Linked DNA regions of Homo sapiens: region 2 is linked to region 1. The links are chromatin loops, found by intact Hi-C in ENCODE. Cell type or tissue: Caco-2. All regions are shown on one strand.

What was found. A loop is a pair of places that touch in the nucleus more often than their neighbours do. Peaks named below come from ENCODE experiments on the same cell type or tissue, not always from the same donor. Only the 100,000 strongest peaks of a DNase experiment are listed, where the experiment ranks them.
Region 2: a loop joins it to region 1, with 2.5 times the contacts of the local background. A loop is called at or near these places in 4 of 110 quality-filtered maps.

What each region holds. Positions count from the first base shown.
Region 1 is chr2:120,171,383-120,179,382 of GRCh38, forward strand. EPB41L5 (erythrocyte membrane protein band 4.1 like 5) reads left to right here. Exons shown (of 25, transcript NM_020909.4): 25 at 3,459-7,737. The coding sequence ends at 3,525. LOC105373582 (a long non-coding RNA gene) reads right to left here and starts at 3,502. Exons shown (of 2, transcript XR_007087216.1): 1 at 1-3,502. RefSeq lists an enhancer at 5,752-5,851. In Caco-2, a CTCF peak has its summit at 3,850 (motif pointing left); no DNase peak of the experiment used is centred here.
Region 2 is chr2:119,940,207-119,948,206 of GRCh38, forward strand. It overlaps PTPN4 (protein tyrosine phosphatase non-receptor type 4), which reads left to right. Exons shown (of 27, transcript NM_002830.4): 16 at 4,875-5,034; 17 at 6,135-6,218; 18 at 6,312-6,368. Among named protein-coding and RNA genes, the nearest start is that of EPB41L5, 69 kb to the right of the region's middle. In Caco-2, no CTCF peak of the experiment used is centred here; no DNase peak of the experiment used is centred here.

The sequences.
Region 1 (8,000 bases):
CATTTCACTCATCTGCCATCCCACTACCCTTGCCCATTTTAGCATAATTCTGAAGTTTTCCCTCGGGAGGAGCCAGGCCAGAGAGGCTCTGGATCTTGGAATTTCCATTTGGAGTAAGGCTCTAGACTGAACACGGGAAGACTAACTCAAAGTCCACACACTGAAGGGTGAAATTTCCAACGTTCCTTCTTTTCTCAGTTTCCTGAATGCTGTTAGCTAAGTATAAATGTCTGAGTTGAAAAAGAGGCTTATTCTCTGGAGAAGCCAACCAACCAAAGAGAAAAAGGCCTGCACATACATTTTTGGATCCTCTGATGAAATTGCCAGGAATCTGCCAAATAATCACCAGGGAGCCCATTCGTTGATGAGTTTTGCCCATATATACACAGGTCCCAGACACATTCCAGAGCTTTTCTTTGAAATACAAAGAGAGCTAACGATTGTCAGATATGTGAGGAAAGACCAGAACAGGTAAACTGAAAAACAAGGAAATAAAGGCAATGTGAATTTTGACAAATAGAAGTAGGAAAAAAAGGCAATGTAAATAACAAAAGAAAAGGTCACAAAATCATAGTATCTGAATTTAGAGCGAAGATACTGTATCCATGCAACAATAACAGGAAACTTAAAAAAAAAAAAAGGAAAACAAGCATTTTTAGAAATTATTAACTATATTAAAAATGAAATCCAAAGAGTGTGTAAAAGATAAAATTGAGACAATCTCCCAAAATGTGTAGAATAGAAAGATGAAAACTGGGAGAGAAAAGAAAATTGGAGGATTGGCCTAGGACGTCCTATATATGAATCATAGGAGATCTAGAAAGATTACAGTCAATGGAAGGAGGAAATTGTCAAAGAAAGGAATCAAGCGTTCTCAGAACAGAGGACTTGAGTTTCTAGATTAAAGAGGTCTGTTGAGTACCCAGCACAGAGAATGAAAATAGACTACACCAAGGAGCATCATGAATCTTTAGGAGGTCAAAGTTAAGAGAGGATGTAAGTCTCCAGCAAAGGGGAAAAACGGAGTACGTACAAAGGATTGGTAATCAGAATGGCAGCAGACTTTACTGACAGCTGGAGATATTGGAGCAGTGTGCTTTCTGAATTCTGGAGGGCAATTTCTCACCCAGAGTTTTCCCAAACTATCAGTGAATTCCCAAACTATCAGTGAAGTGTGAGATTAGAATACATTTTTAGACATACAGTTTCCCTAAAATATATACTTTCCATGTAGCCTTCCTCAGGAAGCTACTGGAAGATGTGTTCCATCTAAAGTGGAAGATATGTTCCTCTTTTTTATCCAAAAAAGAAGTCATGGGACCCAGGAGGCAGTAGAGAGGTGCAGGGATTTACCCAGAGAAAGGTGAAGGGAGGTTCCAAGATGGTAGCTGCCCAGTGGGTCTAGAAAGGATCCTGTCCAGATTCAAAAAGGAGGATATAGAGTTGCAGAAAGGATTTTGCCAAGAAAAACACAAACAGGCTCCCCACCCTCCAGTTTTTAAAAAATTATATTACATGTCTGAATGTACTGAGAAGAGATCCATGGTTTACCTGAGAGGTTAGGGATAGATGAGAGATTTGTATAGAAAACTGAGAAGTACTCGGGAGGCTGAGGCAAGGAGATCGCTTAAGACCGGGAGTTCAAGACCAGCTTGGGCAACATACTGAGACTTCGTTTCTAAAAAACAACAACAACAAACCCACTAAGCCATCACGACAACAAAAAAATGAGGCAGTTATTCAGTCCAGGGAAAATAAAAGTTACATAAAACATGAAATATACTGATAGTTGTGAAAATATTTACATAATTACAACAAACACTGAATTTTAACATCATCAAAATTGGTCATATAGCTGTGCTGAAAAGATAAGAAGGCAGGATTGTGGGGCTGGGGAGAGGGTGGAAGAAAGGTAAGCCTTCACAGTCCATAGGAGGAAGTCATTGTATAAACACCTCACCCAGAACAGTCAGAACTTTGGGGGGTCGTGAGGCAGAATCTCTGGAGACAGGTTTGTTTAAACATTGGCTGCTGGGCTCCACCCTCATAGTCTGATTCGGTATATCTGGGGTGGGGTCTAAGAATTTGCATTTCTCCCAAATTCTAGAGACCCCACTTTGAGAACCAGGGACACAGAAAAGTGAAGGAAAATACCAGGAAAAGAATCAGTTGAAAGTGTTTGTCCCTCAAAGTAGGAATAGAGAGTGGTACAGGTGACTCTGTTTCATTTATAAATCTTGTTACCACTTTCAACATTTTAAGTTATGTCCTTTGTATTATGTACTTTGATATCGTTTTACATCTTTAAACTTTTTTTAGAGACAGTGTCTCTCTCCATTACCTGGGCTGGAGTGCAGTGTCATGATCATAGCTGACTGCAACCTCCAATTCCTGGGCTAAAACAACCCTCCTGCCTCAGCTTCCTGAGTAGCTGGGCTACAGGCATATACCACCCTCACCTGGCTATTTTTGTTGTTGTTGTTGTAAATACGTCATCTCACTTTGTTGCCCAGACTGGTCCCGAACTCCTGGTCTCAGTGGATTCTCCCACCTCACTAAGTGCTGGGATTGCAGGCGTGCGCCACCTTACCCAGCGTGTTTTCAGTTTTCATGAAACCAAATCAGATGTCGTTACTTCCTTGCATCTAAACTCACGCAGTTCACTGACAGCAGAAATTCACGAGCCCTCATGCAGAGCCCATGAGGGCTTCTTTTTCACACGGCTCTAACAAAATAGATTAACTGGTAGGAACACAGACACGGCCATGTAGGAATATGTAAAGAAACACAGGGCTGGGTGCAGAGGCTCATGCCTGTAATCGCAGCACTTTGGGAGGCTGAGGAGGGCAGATGGCTTGAGCCCAGAAGTTTGAGACCAGCCTGGGCAACATAGTGAAACCCCATCTCTACAGAAAAATACAAAAATTAGCCAGGCATGTTGGCACAGGCCTATAGTCCCAGCTACTTCTACTTTTGGGAGGCTGAGGTGGAAGGATCATTTGAGCCTGGGATGTTGAAGCTGCATTGAGCCATGATTATGCCACTGCACTCCAGCCTGGGCGACAGAGCAAGACCCCGTCTCACAGAAAAAAAAAAAGGAGCAGCAGCAGCAGAGAACAGCCTGAGTGTGTTGCCCTTGAGCTCAGCACAGCACTGTTCTTGATACTCATACTAACCCTGACTCATTAAGAAATGGTTAAGTGTGTGTTTAACATATTTGCTAAGAAGGGGAAATTGTGCTGTCTTTATATTTTATTTCAAAATGAAATAAGCAGTGTTTATCCAGAAATTTCCCTTCTATGGAATATCTCATTGCCAGGTTAGGTGTTACTACATATTGACTTAGGTCTGTAATCTGCTGTACCCTCAAAATGCTCTGTGTGGCACTAATGGAGACATGAATGTCCTCCTCCAAACCCCAGGGGTTCCCTGAGTAACCCATTCTCTCTTCCTTTCAGCTCTGGTCCCATTTTGGCAGAAGAAGCTGTCCTGAAGCAGAAGTGTTTACTGACCACTGAGCTCTGAGGGCCTGTAGCTGGAATACGCATCTCTCCAGCATTCCGTCCTGGGATCCGTTTCAGCTAGAATATGTTGGATTCAGGAGCTTGTCCATTATTTGTAGGTAAAAAAAGCTGCACGTAGATTTGACTTCAACTCCGTAAAAAAGACAGCTGTATTTTCCGTCCAACTGGAATTGTTGAATCACACTGCATAGCTGCCCAAAAGAGAGTGTTTGGTCTTGAACTTTCTATACTTTTATAAATGTTACAAATTCCCGAAAGAAGGGAATTTCTTTTTCTGGGGTTTCCTTCAAACTCTTGGCTCCACCTAGCGGTTCTATTTGTTCATAACAACTTCATAACAAGCCTGCCTCTGGTAGTCAACAGCCTTTTGAAAGCTATTTCCATCTAGTATCAGGGTGAGAGCATCCTTGATCTGGCTGCCTGTTAGAGAAATTGCACTTTTCCTGACTTACCTAGAAATCAAGAATTTAGGAAATTAATGTGGACACTATAAAGGCAGACTTAGGGCCAACTTTTTTTTTTTTTTACAATTATTACAACACTAAAGAGAAGTTTAGAATATAGAGAGTTTTTAAATGTCTCCCATTCTTTTGATTTCTTACTGTACTGGCTATCTTAATATTTCAAGTTTACATCAAGATAAACCCTGAGAAGAACTACGGAGAAATCAAATAAAATCCTGTCATATTTTTTTCACCCTGCCTTTCCACAGGAAGCACTCACAGGCACCACACACGTATCATGTAACTTATCAGTGGGGTGGGTTACTGTTGAAGAGACCCTGGGGCATTTACCTCAGGCATCTGCACTCCTCCGAGCCCGGTGGAGAATGCAGGCTGCTGTAGTCTCAGGTAATGAAGGCACAGCACAGCAGTACTCCACATTGTTTCCTATTTGGACATAGACTTCATTTCCTTTCAGTATAAGCTGAATAAATTTAGAGCTTTCAAACTGGAAAAAAAAATGAAACAAAACAAATACACCAAGACCAAAATAGGCAATAGGAACAGGGGTGAAGGGATGTTGTTTCTTAAATACCTACCATGTATGAAGCTATACACAGCATATACCGAAAGAACCTGCATTGCACTAGGAATTCTGTGTTAGTTTAAAAGAGATCTCTAAAACTTCCCCATCCCTTTGGGCCTGTACAAAGAAATTCTGGATGTTAAAATAATATATACTCATCACAGAAAAATAAAGTATAGCAATGTCCATCTGTAATTCTAATACCCAGAAATAACGCTATTTAGCTTTATAATTTTCGAATGAACAAGGTAAACCTCGGTTGCCATGGGGAAGAAGGATGATGTGGAAACCATATTGGTAAAGTTGTTAATCCCTCGTTATGGAGAACTGATCTTAAGCTATACCTCCTGGAATTTGCTTTCTAGTTTTCTGTCCTGCAATATGTATATAATTAAGCACTAATTTGTACTGCTTAGCATAAAAGAACATCCAGTCTTAGATCCTTAAAACTTCATGGATTGGACTTTCCTGGGCTCCTTATAACATAATCGTGTGTCCAGGCAAACGCACACTAGTGTCTGACTGGAAAGCTCAGGAATTTTAATCTTGCACTGTTTCCCAGGGAGCTGTAGTGATTGGAACCCACGTTTGCACAAAACATTTTTGCAGAAGGAAAGTCAACACTTCTTGCTGGCTGCCTCCCCTTAGCCATTATGCTAAAAACAGCTTCTGAGTTTCACTGGTGGGGCTCTTGCCAGTTCTTAATTATAGGACATATTTTCTCAAAGCTGAAGGTGACACCTAGAACCAGGGGCTTGACCCAGGACATGATGGAATGAGCATCAAATTTTCAGTGTCTTGGCAACCGTAGATGTCCTACAGGGTTACCGTTGTGCTGCTCACCACAGAGCAGCTGAGGCATTATGCCTTGGAAGACCTAAATCTCCCATCCAGTTCAGGAGGTGACAACATCCTTATTTTAAACTTCCTAAAATTAGGAATTAGGTAGTTGGACATAGTCTGTGACCTTTATGTCGTTGGATACCTGTATTCTTGACAGTTAGAATATTGGTAGGGACTTTGTTAAAATTCACTTGAATTTCAAGCTCAGAGGAAACTTTGTCTCATGCCCTGACATGAAGTGGCAAACACGGAAGTTCATACTTGAATGCTGAATTGGCCCCGACAGATTAAATGCGTGTTGGGGATTGGTTTCCTGTCATAGCTGCTGCTGCTGCCATGCGCAGAGCTGCTGTAACAGCTCTTCCTGTTCTGCTCCCCTGAGAACAGTGTGGTGGGGAGAGGCAGGGCTGAGGTGGTCTACGAATGTGGCAGGTAGGGAAGGGGAGATGTCTGTCTCTTGAGAAGAGAGAGGCATGTGTGCCGGCATCCTTGATGGGTTCAAAGAGAAAGGTTGGAGATGATAGTGGGTGAGAAGCAGGCTGGTGAGACTGGGCTGAGGTTGGAGAAGGGGCAGCCGGGGGCACTGCTGAGGGTTTGCCGTGCACGCCTCGGACGGAGCACGGTGGGGTGGCGGGGAGCAGATAGTGCTGCCTCCCTGCGGGCAGACAGGAGAGGAACCTCAACTCAGTCCATTTCATAGCCCTGATAGGGGAAGTGGGAGTTGACAGGATGGTTTAAAATAAGACGTGAAGGTTTCAGTTACCTGCTCTAGACTTTGCCTGAGAACTTGTAAATTAATCAGTGAGACCTAATTTGTGACATGTCAGTAGCATCATCTTTTGACACACAGGAGGTCATGGTCATTTCATTCCTACTCTTCAGGAGACACTGCTGAACAGAGGAATGATTCTGTTCCTTGTGTGCTTACTTCCTTAACATTTATACATTGTTTTAAGAAAAAACTTTTAAAAATATTTCTTATAGTCTCCTAACATTTGTCTCTAGCCTTTGCCTTTGTACAATCACAGATATCCTATGGAGATTTAAGGATGAAAGCCCTGAGTTGTTCTTGGGTTCTTGGATCTGGACTACTTGTTATCTTATGCTTCTCACTTCTGGCTAAAACTTGCACCTCTTCTTCTCTTAGCTAAGCCCCAAAATGAAGATTTCCTTCAGAAGTCTTGTTAGCAGAATTATTTATCAGTCACAGAGAGAAAAATCTGCTATTTTTCTAAGTAAGAGTCTCGAGAAGCAGAGTTTTTGTCTTGTCATTGAGAGGAGTCAGCAGTCTTGTTCTGTAAAGGACCAGAGATGGTAAATACTGTCCCACTCAGCTCTGCTGGCGCAGTACAGCAGCAGCAGCCCCAGCACAGCTGTGTTCCTGCGGAGTCCCCTTTACAAAGCCGCTGACCCCTGATGTGAAACTTTGTAGAGCAGCAGAGTGGCTGCGTGAAACGGGAGGCTGGCAGGTCCTCAGATAGGTTCTGCAGTGTTACCTGTCACTTGGAGGCAGCCAACACTTCTGGACATTGCATCCTTATTCACACATGTGGCAGCTGAACGAGGTGCTGTTGTGGGTGTCTCAGCTCTGAGGGTCTTTGTGAGCTCCCACTGTTGTGGGTGTCTCAGCTCTGAGGGTCTTTGTGAGCTCCCACTGTTGTGGGTGTCTCAGCTCTGAGGGTCTTTGTGAGTTCCCACCAACTTTTAATTATTCATGCCCTTGACCATGTGGTTGCTTGGAGACCTGGGGTCTTCTGCAGACTGAAGAAGACACATTTCTAGATTATTTGTCCTTTTTATCCTCTCAAAAATTTAAACACTGTACCTCTTCAGTGGTCAGAAGAAAGTTGGAAACTTTTCCTACATATTAGGCGTTAGTATGAGGACATTTGTTTGAATTATAGAAATTTGCCCTGAGCTGAACTGGGTTGTGTTAACACATTGGTAGAGCTATGATTCCTTCCCAGTTCTAAGAGATACGATCTGTAAGTCCCTATGTCACCACATTGCTTGAGATGATCATTCAGTTACTTGTCAGGATTTCTCCTCTTCAGAGAGATTTTTTTTTATAGCACAGATTCCTTTGCCCCTTTTATCTCCTTATCTGGATATGATAAGTGGTTATGAGGGTCTCACTAACTATTTTGTGTTTACCTTTTATATGTGTAAAACTTTGCAGTAGCATTTAAAGTGTAATTTATTTTTCTATCAAGTGCACTATTCATTTAGTGTGTTCCAGTTTTATATGACTTGTATTAGAAACACTGCACTGAGTTGTTTGTACACTGAAATGAGAACTCTAGATGTAACTCTATTCAAATAAACCTTCGTGAGACATTCATGTTTTTGTGCACTGTTTCTGTTTCTTGGAACTGTGATTCCTACATGCTGACCTCAACAGAGTTAGACCAGATCCACTGTTGGTACAAACCTGAGGAAGTGAGCAGAAGCAGCCGCACTGTTTTTAGGTTGATTTCCATGTTTTTGTGGTGTAAATTTGGGAGTAGGGGCATTTTCAAAGGTTGAAAACCTCATTGGTCATCCCCAGCATATCCTGGAAGGCACGGTGGTCATTCCAAGGACAGCATGGTGCAGTATCACCAC
Region 2 (8,000 bases), 230 kb before region 1:
GCTTTTTAAAGTGCCTTGTGCGTTAATTGGTAATCAACCTGAAGTGACATTTACTTTGAAACACTGTCATTATCAGAATAAAGTAGCCAAAGTGTTAAGAAGCCTGAATTTTGAATCAGAATTTTATCTGTATCTAATGTAATATAAGTAGAGTATAAGTTGGGTTAAATGCGTAATTGAAGACTAGAATAACAGTAGTGGTTATAGTTAAATAAGACATGTTCTCTTGATCTACATCTTAGAAAATAAGGGTTTGTTTTTTTCTTTAAGAGACAGGGTCTCTTTGTCTCCCAGGCTGGGGCATAGTGGCGCAATTATAGCTCACCACAGCCTCAAACTACTGTTCTTGAATGATCTTCCCATTTCAGCATCCTGAGTAGCTGGGACTACAGGTATACACCACCATCCCCAGTTTATTTTTTTAAAAAAATTTTTTGTAGAGATGGTGTCTTGCTATGTTGGCCAGGCTGGAAAATAAGAGTTTTTTAAAGAGCCATCAATTTCTGGCACATTTGTATTAGTGTCTAACAAGAATATAGTTTTTGTTTTCTAGTCTATTGGAATAAATTTTATGCTTCTGTGACAGATTTCTATGTACAATTGTGCCTTTACCGTTTTTTAAAAAAAATTCATGATTTTCAAGGGTTGTTCATTTTTCTTTTTTAAAAGTAATAAAATAATCCCTTCAGGATTGCATTTTTTTCTCACTTTCCCTAACTCAGATCTTTTCCAGCTCCCTTCCTTAAAGCCAGTAAATGCTGGCCTTCTTTGAAAATTAAAGGTCTCTTTCTTGAGGGTACCAGCTGTAATTTCTGACAGGGCTGTGTTTCACTATGCTGCCTGGTTATTCTCCAAATTGCATCATGTCTCTTCATTCTCTTATACTTGGCAGATTTTTGTGTGTGTGCACTTAGAAATAGTATTGTTTTTAAGAATTGGACTGTTTCATGACATTATTTTTAATGTATCATTTCTAATTATAATGCAAGGTTTACCTATGAAAATCATCTTCCTAGATAACTGTTTAAGTAATAAATATATATGATAGCTGTACAATAGAAATGAAGAAGAAAGTTATTCATTAAAGTAAATTGAATTAATATTCTTGGAGTATGTCTTTTAAAAAATGTAATTGATAACCTTTGCCCAATATTTGAATTTCAGGAGTCTGTGTTGACATCCTTGATTACTTTTATAGACTTCAGAGTGTGTGTGTGTGTGTGTGTGTGTGTATAGAGTTTGGTTGTGTATGTATACAGTTTGGTTATTGAAATTAGAAGTATAGAAAAGGGAAACAGTTACAGGGATTACTGTGAGAGTACATAATTAAATTATAAGAGCTCCCTAGACTAACCTAACCCTCTGCAGCAGTCAGGCATATGGAGAGCCTGTCTGCCACTCTCTGAAAAGTTACTTTAATAAGAAAGTTACATAAGACAGTGAGAAGGCAGGTAGCTCTGTCCTGAAATCCAAAGTTTTACTGTCCTTTCGTCTTCATCTTAATCTATACTTCATTCTCCTCACCTTTTCCTTATAATTTGGCTTAAATCCCAACCTCAGCATTTATACTTGGGCTCTTTTCCTATCTGTATCTTCCTGCTTGATTTGATTGTTTAAAAAGAGGTTAAAAGAGGTTATTCTCAAATACCTGTAGTCTTGCAAGTAGCACGGGATGGAGATTTGTGTAGATTATAGAGCTCATGCTGCATCTAAAGACAGCAGCTGCCACTTGGCTTTATACAGTGTTTGACAACTGGTACTGCAGGCCCATTCTTTCCGGAGCTTCCAGATTTTTCATCTTGAAAATCTAGATTTGTATGCAATTTTAAAAATGTAATTGTTTAACTCAATTATTTTTATAAAAACAATGAATGGTCCAAATGTATGTTGGCCAAAATTGGCCCATAATCCATGAATTTATAACTGCTCTTTTAGGACAATAATGTCTAATCATAATTGCGCAATAAAAACCACCTCTGGAGGTGTTTCTTGTAACCCCAGAAGTAGAGATTCAACAGTTTTAGCAAAATGTACCATAGAATCAGTGCTGTCCCTCTCATGTAACTGAGTATTGCCACTGTTAGGCCCATACTGAGTATGCCACTGTTAGGCATAACTGAGTATTGCCACCGATAGGCCCATACAGGTTTGGCTCACTTAGATATACCACTGCTGATCAGGCTTGAGTTTCTCCTGTATATTTTGGTGCTGTATTTAAACTGATAGCTGGACCAAGAATAAGGAAGGTTTCCCTGACTCCATTTTCATATGTTCTCCACCTTACTCCCTTTCCCACAGGCTTTTAGTTTTAAATTTTTTTTCTCAGCTTTTAAATTTAGCTTTTAAATGTTTCCTGGTTATGACAACTGTATGCAAAGCAGAAAGAGTTTCTAATTATATTGCCTAAGTGGTTACACTTAGGTCCAAGTAAGGGGTGAGACCTGTTATATATGTCGAGTCCAATTACTTCTGGTATTTGTAAAGTTTTAGAGATTCTTATCAACTGCCTTTTAAAAATGTTGCATCTCTTAAGTTCTGCTAAGGGATGTCCATCTCTGTGTGCTCTAATCCTATGTAGTAGGCCGTGGTTGAGTTACATATCTCTATTCTAATCCATGGAAACATTTCCCTAGACAAGCAATACTTGAATCTATGGGCCCTTAGAAGCTTGTATTCTTGGCAGTTGAAAGTAACATAAGAACTACCACATTTGGGAGCTGGAAGCCCTGGCCATTAAGGCAGACCTCAATGAAGCTTTGGCTGAAAAAGAGGGATGTATGCTCTGATGCAGTCTTTGTAGACTTGGCAGAATTTAGAGCATTTGTGCCCTGAAGTATTTCTATGCAGACATCTAGGCTAAGTGGGCATTGCTGTTCACTTGCTTCTTTTGCAGTTATATTTTATACCATGTTATAAAATTTCAGAAAGACTCTAATCTCTCCTAGGAGAAACTTCTCTTTAAGACCATACAATCACATCATTCATTATTAATCCCAGCTGACTTCCTTGGCACTGATCATACTTTCTTTCAGTTTCACAACACTTATTTACTAGGTGTCTAGCAGCCAACCTCTCAATAAGCTTACACCTCCTCTACAAGGGAGAACAGATGTATCCAAGGGTCACTCTGGCAGTAAATCTCTGTATCAGTTATCTTGTTATGCTTGATCACAAATGAGCCTAACTTAAAGAGACATAACAAAAGTTCTTTCTTTCTTACATTGTATGTACATTATGTGTCATCTGTGGCTGTGCTCTACCTTATCTTCATTCTGGGTCCCAGACTGGTAGCATTCCCTGTTTGGGACATGGCTAGTCTCATGGGCAAGGGAAAAAAGAAGCATAATGAAATCATAAGCTGTTTCATTTTTTTCTTTTTTTTTTTTTTTTTTTTTTTGAGATGGAGTCTTGCTCTGTCGCCCAAGTTGGAGTGCAGTGGCGCGATCTTGGCTCACTGCAAGCTCCGCCTCCCAGGTTCACGCCATTCTCCTGCCTCAGCCCCCCCGAGTAGCTGGGACTACAGGCGCCTGCCACCATGCCTAGCTAATTTTTTTGTATTTTTAGTAGAGACAGGGTTTCACCATGTTAGCCAGGATAGGATGGTCTCAATCTCCTGACCTCGTGATCCGCCCACCCCGGCCTCCCAAAGTGCTGGGATTACAGGCATGAGCCACTGTGCCCAGCCCATAAACTGTTTCTTAAAGCTTCCTTTCAAAAGTTACACATTCCACTTCTACCCACATGTCATTGGCCAAAGCAAGTCACATGGCCAGGCCTAATGTCAGTGGGGGGAAGAAGAACTTTTTTTTTAATGATAATATCATCTAATACATTTTCCTTATCTCCAGACCTTATAGCTTGGATGTTAGGTGTCCCGTTAGTCAACAGAAGAGCAGATACTAGGTATAAAATGTGTGCTTCAGTGCCACATCAGCAGCCATGTGGCTTGACACAGTAGCTGTCATCTCTCTTATACCTGTCCTTAGGCAATAAGACAGTAATTCTTTTATCAGATAATAACGCCAATAGTGGTCAGTGTTCTTATCAAGAACAATTTTCCGCTTACCTATTTAATCTTTTACTTCTCCCAAATCCACGACTTCTGTGGATGCATACTTCTTAAGACACAAGTTGAACCACAAGTTTCTACTTTTGGCCTTTGTGGAATGCTCACAAGTAATGTTTTTATACATTTTATGCTTGTTAAAAGCTAGAGTTTCTGACCTGAAGTTACCTTTATCATATCTAGCTCTTTTTATCAATTCCTGTTGCCACAAATTGAGGCTTATGCTCTCTAATGTTAATTGGATTTTGTTTTCTCACCTTAAATCATATGTTCTGACAATATCTCAACCAGTTTTGGCTCTGGTGATGATCTCAGCACTCTTACTCAGATTTCCAATCCTCACTGCATCATTGAATTCATTACTTCCATGAATCGTATTTTATTTCTAAATAGATTAGGCCAATCTCTTAAGCTATTTAGGCTGGAATAGTTACTTTATCTGTGGAACTACCCAATTATCAGTTCTGGATTTTCTTGCCTACCTTATTCCTGGCTACCCGTGACTCCTCTGACAACCTTAAAAAAATTTTTTTGGAAAGATGTTTACTTTGTTATAATAGATTAATAGGTATCTTCACAGGAATACCTTGATAATATATTTTATTATATAATTGTTTATAAATTTGATAAAGTAGGAAATTAGATTTATTACTTCAAAGTTAGGAAAATTTTCATTAAAAAGTGGCACTTCCAAATAAATATGGTATTTAGAGCCTGTCTCCTACCAGACATTGTAAATATGTGGGTTGCTTGACCCTAACTTTTAAAAAAGTTATGAAACAACTTCCAAATTTGTTTTCTTGTCTAGATCACAAGAGACCCCTGGAGATGGGAAGCCTCCAGCTTTACCACCCAAACAGTCAAAGAAAAACAGTTGGAACCAAATTCATTATTCACATTCGCAACAAGATCTAGAAAGTCATATTAATGAAACATTTGATATTCCATCTTCTCCTGAAAAACCCACTGTAAGTAGCTTCTTCAGATATTCTCATTTTTATTTGAATTTTTAAAATCCTAAATGAAATTTCTTTTGTACTTTGGCAGTTTTTAGTTGTAAGTTGTATTACAGTACCTTCTCTTTTTCATCATATTCTTTGGTCCTGAATTGTGCCATGATGTATCTCAATATAAGTTCTATAATTAGAAGTGATCATGGAGTACATAGAGTATATAATTAAATAAGCTGTGGGGTTAAGGGAAGATTCCTATAAGAGATCATCTCTGATAAGAACTAGTCAGATTTTTTCCTTCAAAGAGCAGGCATAGAACATACTGAACAAACCTGCATGTTGTGCACATGTACCCTAAAACTTAAAGTATAATAATAATAAAAATTAAAAATAAAAATAACAATAAAGAACATACTGAATGAAAGAAGCCCAGGACAAATAGCCATGTGTTGTAGGATTTCATATATGTGAAATATCCAAAACAGTCAGATCTGTCAAGAGACAGTAAGTAGATTTGTGGTTGACTAGGCTTTGGAGGATGGCAGGTGGGAAAATGGGGAACGACTGCTAATGGATACAAGATTTCTTTTGGAATTGATGAAAATATTCTAAAATTAGATAATAGTGATGTTTGTACACCTCTGTGACAAGAGTAAAAATTATGGAAATATACACTTTAAATAGGTGAATGATATGTGAATTATATCTCAATAAAGCTGTTTTTTAAAATCACATATATCAAGCAGTGGAAGTATCATTTGAATTCATGTAACACTTATGAGCACCCTCTGTATACTCATACATATGAACCTGGCTTGCTATGAGCCAGATTCTACGGATATAGCAATTAATAAAGACAGACATGGCCCCTGTTCCTCCTGTCACTTAATAGTCTAGCATATGCTCGTAAGAATGCATGAGAGGATATATCTGGTTGGGCTAACTGCAAGTTATTAGTCAAAGAATTTACTCTTCTGAACTAAAATTTTTATTAGAATTATGATTTTTTACAAACTATGCATAATATAAGCATACAAAAAATATGCTTCCTATATATCTGAAGAATAGATTTTAAGTGAAGAAAATTACAAGTTATTTAATTTTGTCTTTTTAAGCCTAATGGTGGTATTCCACATGATAATCTTGTCCTAATCAGAATGAAACCTGATGAAAATGGGAGGTTTGGATTCAATGTAAAGGTAATCTGGAATTTATTTTATACTCAGTTTTTAAATTAAGATGTTCTTATTTTGGTAATATTTGACTAACATTTTACTTATTCTCTTTTTAAGGGAGGATATGATCAGAAGATGCCTGTGATTGTGTCTCGAGTAGCACCAGGAACACCTGTGAGTTATCTAAATGTTTCAAATAAATCCTGTTTTCAAGAATATGTACTTATTTTATAATTCTTACTAGTTTAAATAAAACAAGGAATTTCATCATTTCTTTTATTTATCAAGTGTCAAATGTTGGCTGAATCTCTTTAAGTTGCTGGGAAGTTAGTTTTGACTTGTTCTCTGTAAGTATTTAAAATCCCTGTTTTTATAAAGAAGCTATTTATGACTTTCATTGCTTCTAAAGCATTAACAGATTCTATCAAAATAACCCCCTTAAAAAACAAAATATAGACAGAGGTATAGTTTCGTGGGGGTTTTTGTTTGCTTGTTTATTTTTTATTAGAGTAATTTAAGTACATTATACTTGCCTATGCACTCCTTTAAAATTTTACTTTAAATGGAAATGATACTACAAGGATAATTTTTAAAACTTTTTATTATGAACATTCTAAACAAAAGTAGAGAAAACTTATATATCCATTATGATGAATCTCCTATTACTCATTGTTCAGCTTCCACAATCATGAACTTTCTGTTCATCATAGGACAATTCTTAACTAATTGTAGGTACATCATCTTTATTACTGTTTTATATAACAAGTATTGCTTTCAAATTCCTATTTATGTTGTCTACTCTGTTTACTTTCCTTTTTCTTACCTAAATGATCTTCAAGCACCTTTTATCATTTAACTGTCTCTCTGTTCTAGGAAAGGTATGAACCAGCAGCCTGAGAGAGGGAGGCCAGCTATGCTTTTTTTGGTGCTTTGCAGCAACCTCAAAGTTGGTTTGAAAATCACAATTGAGATTGATCAAGGATATCATGTTATGTGGTTTTGGTTCTGGTTTTTAAGGACCTTGTTTTTTGCGAAAATAACAGGGTACTCATGGAATACCCCTGGCATGAGCATAAACACAGAATAGTTTATTTAAATATAAATACATCAGATAGCTATTGAGGTGTCACACAAAACTAAAGAGCATGAATGCAATCACACCTCTACAGGAAACTTTTAAAATCATCGACTTTTCTGCTTTTCATCTGTTTCTTTTTATGTGATTGTTTGATTCCTCTCAGTGTGAATGAATTTGTACATTGAATCAGCCTACCTCTCAAGCCACTCCAGATAAACACTCCAGTCTAAGTAAAAACAGTGTACTTAGTAGCAGCTTCAAGCAGAGTTTTGTAACACCACTACCACACACACACACACACACACACACACACATCAGATTGTGACTCCTAAGTCTCCACTAAATAGAAATTGTGTAACTACCTACTGCTATTGTGATCCTCAATCCATGTAGTAGGATGTGACTACTAATAACTTCCAGGTTTGTATATTACCAGCTCAGTAGCCCACAGGGACCTCTCAGTCTAAATTATAAACTCCTGGGATGTAAACCCTTAATAGACCCAGCGTGGATCCTATTTCCTTATTTGAAAAAAGTCCGTTGTGACTGGGGGACAAGACCGGGGATATTATGTATAAAATGACTCCTGGGGACATACTATTAATATGTATGTAAAAGATGGGGACAAAGATGGTAGAGATAATCCAAAATTATTTATTTTATATATATTTGATGGGAAATATGAATATGATTGGGACTGCAGATGAAGGGATGAAGGATTGATGAAT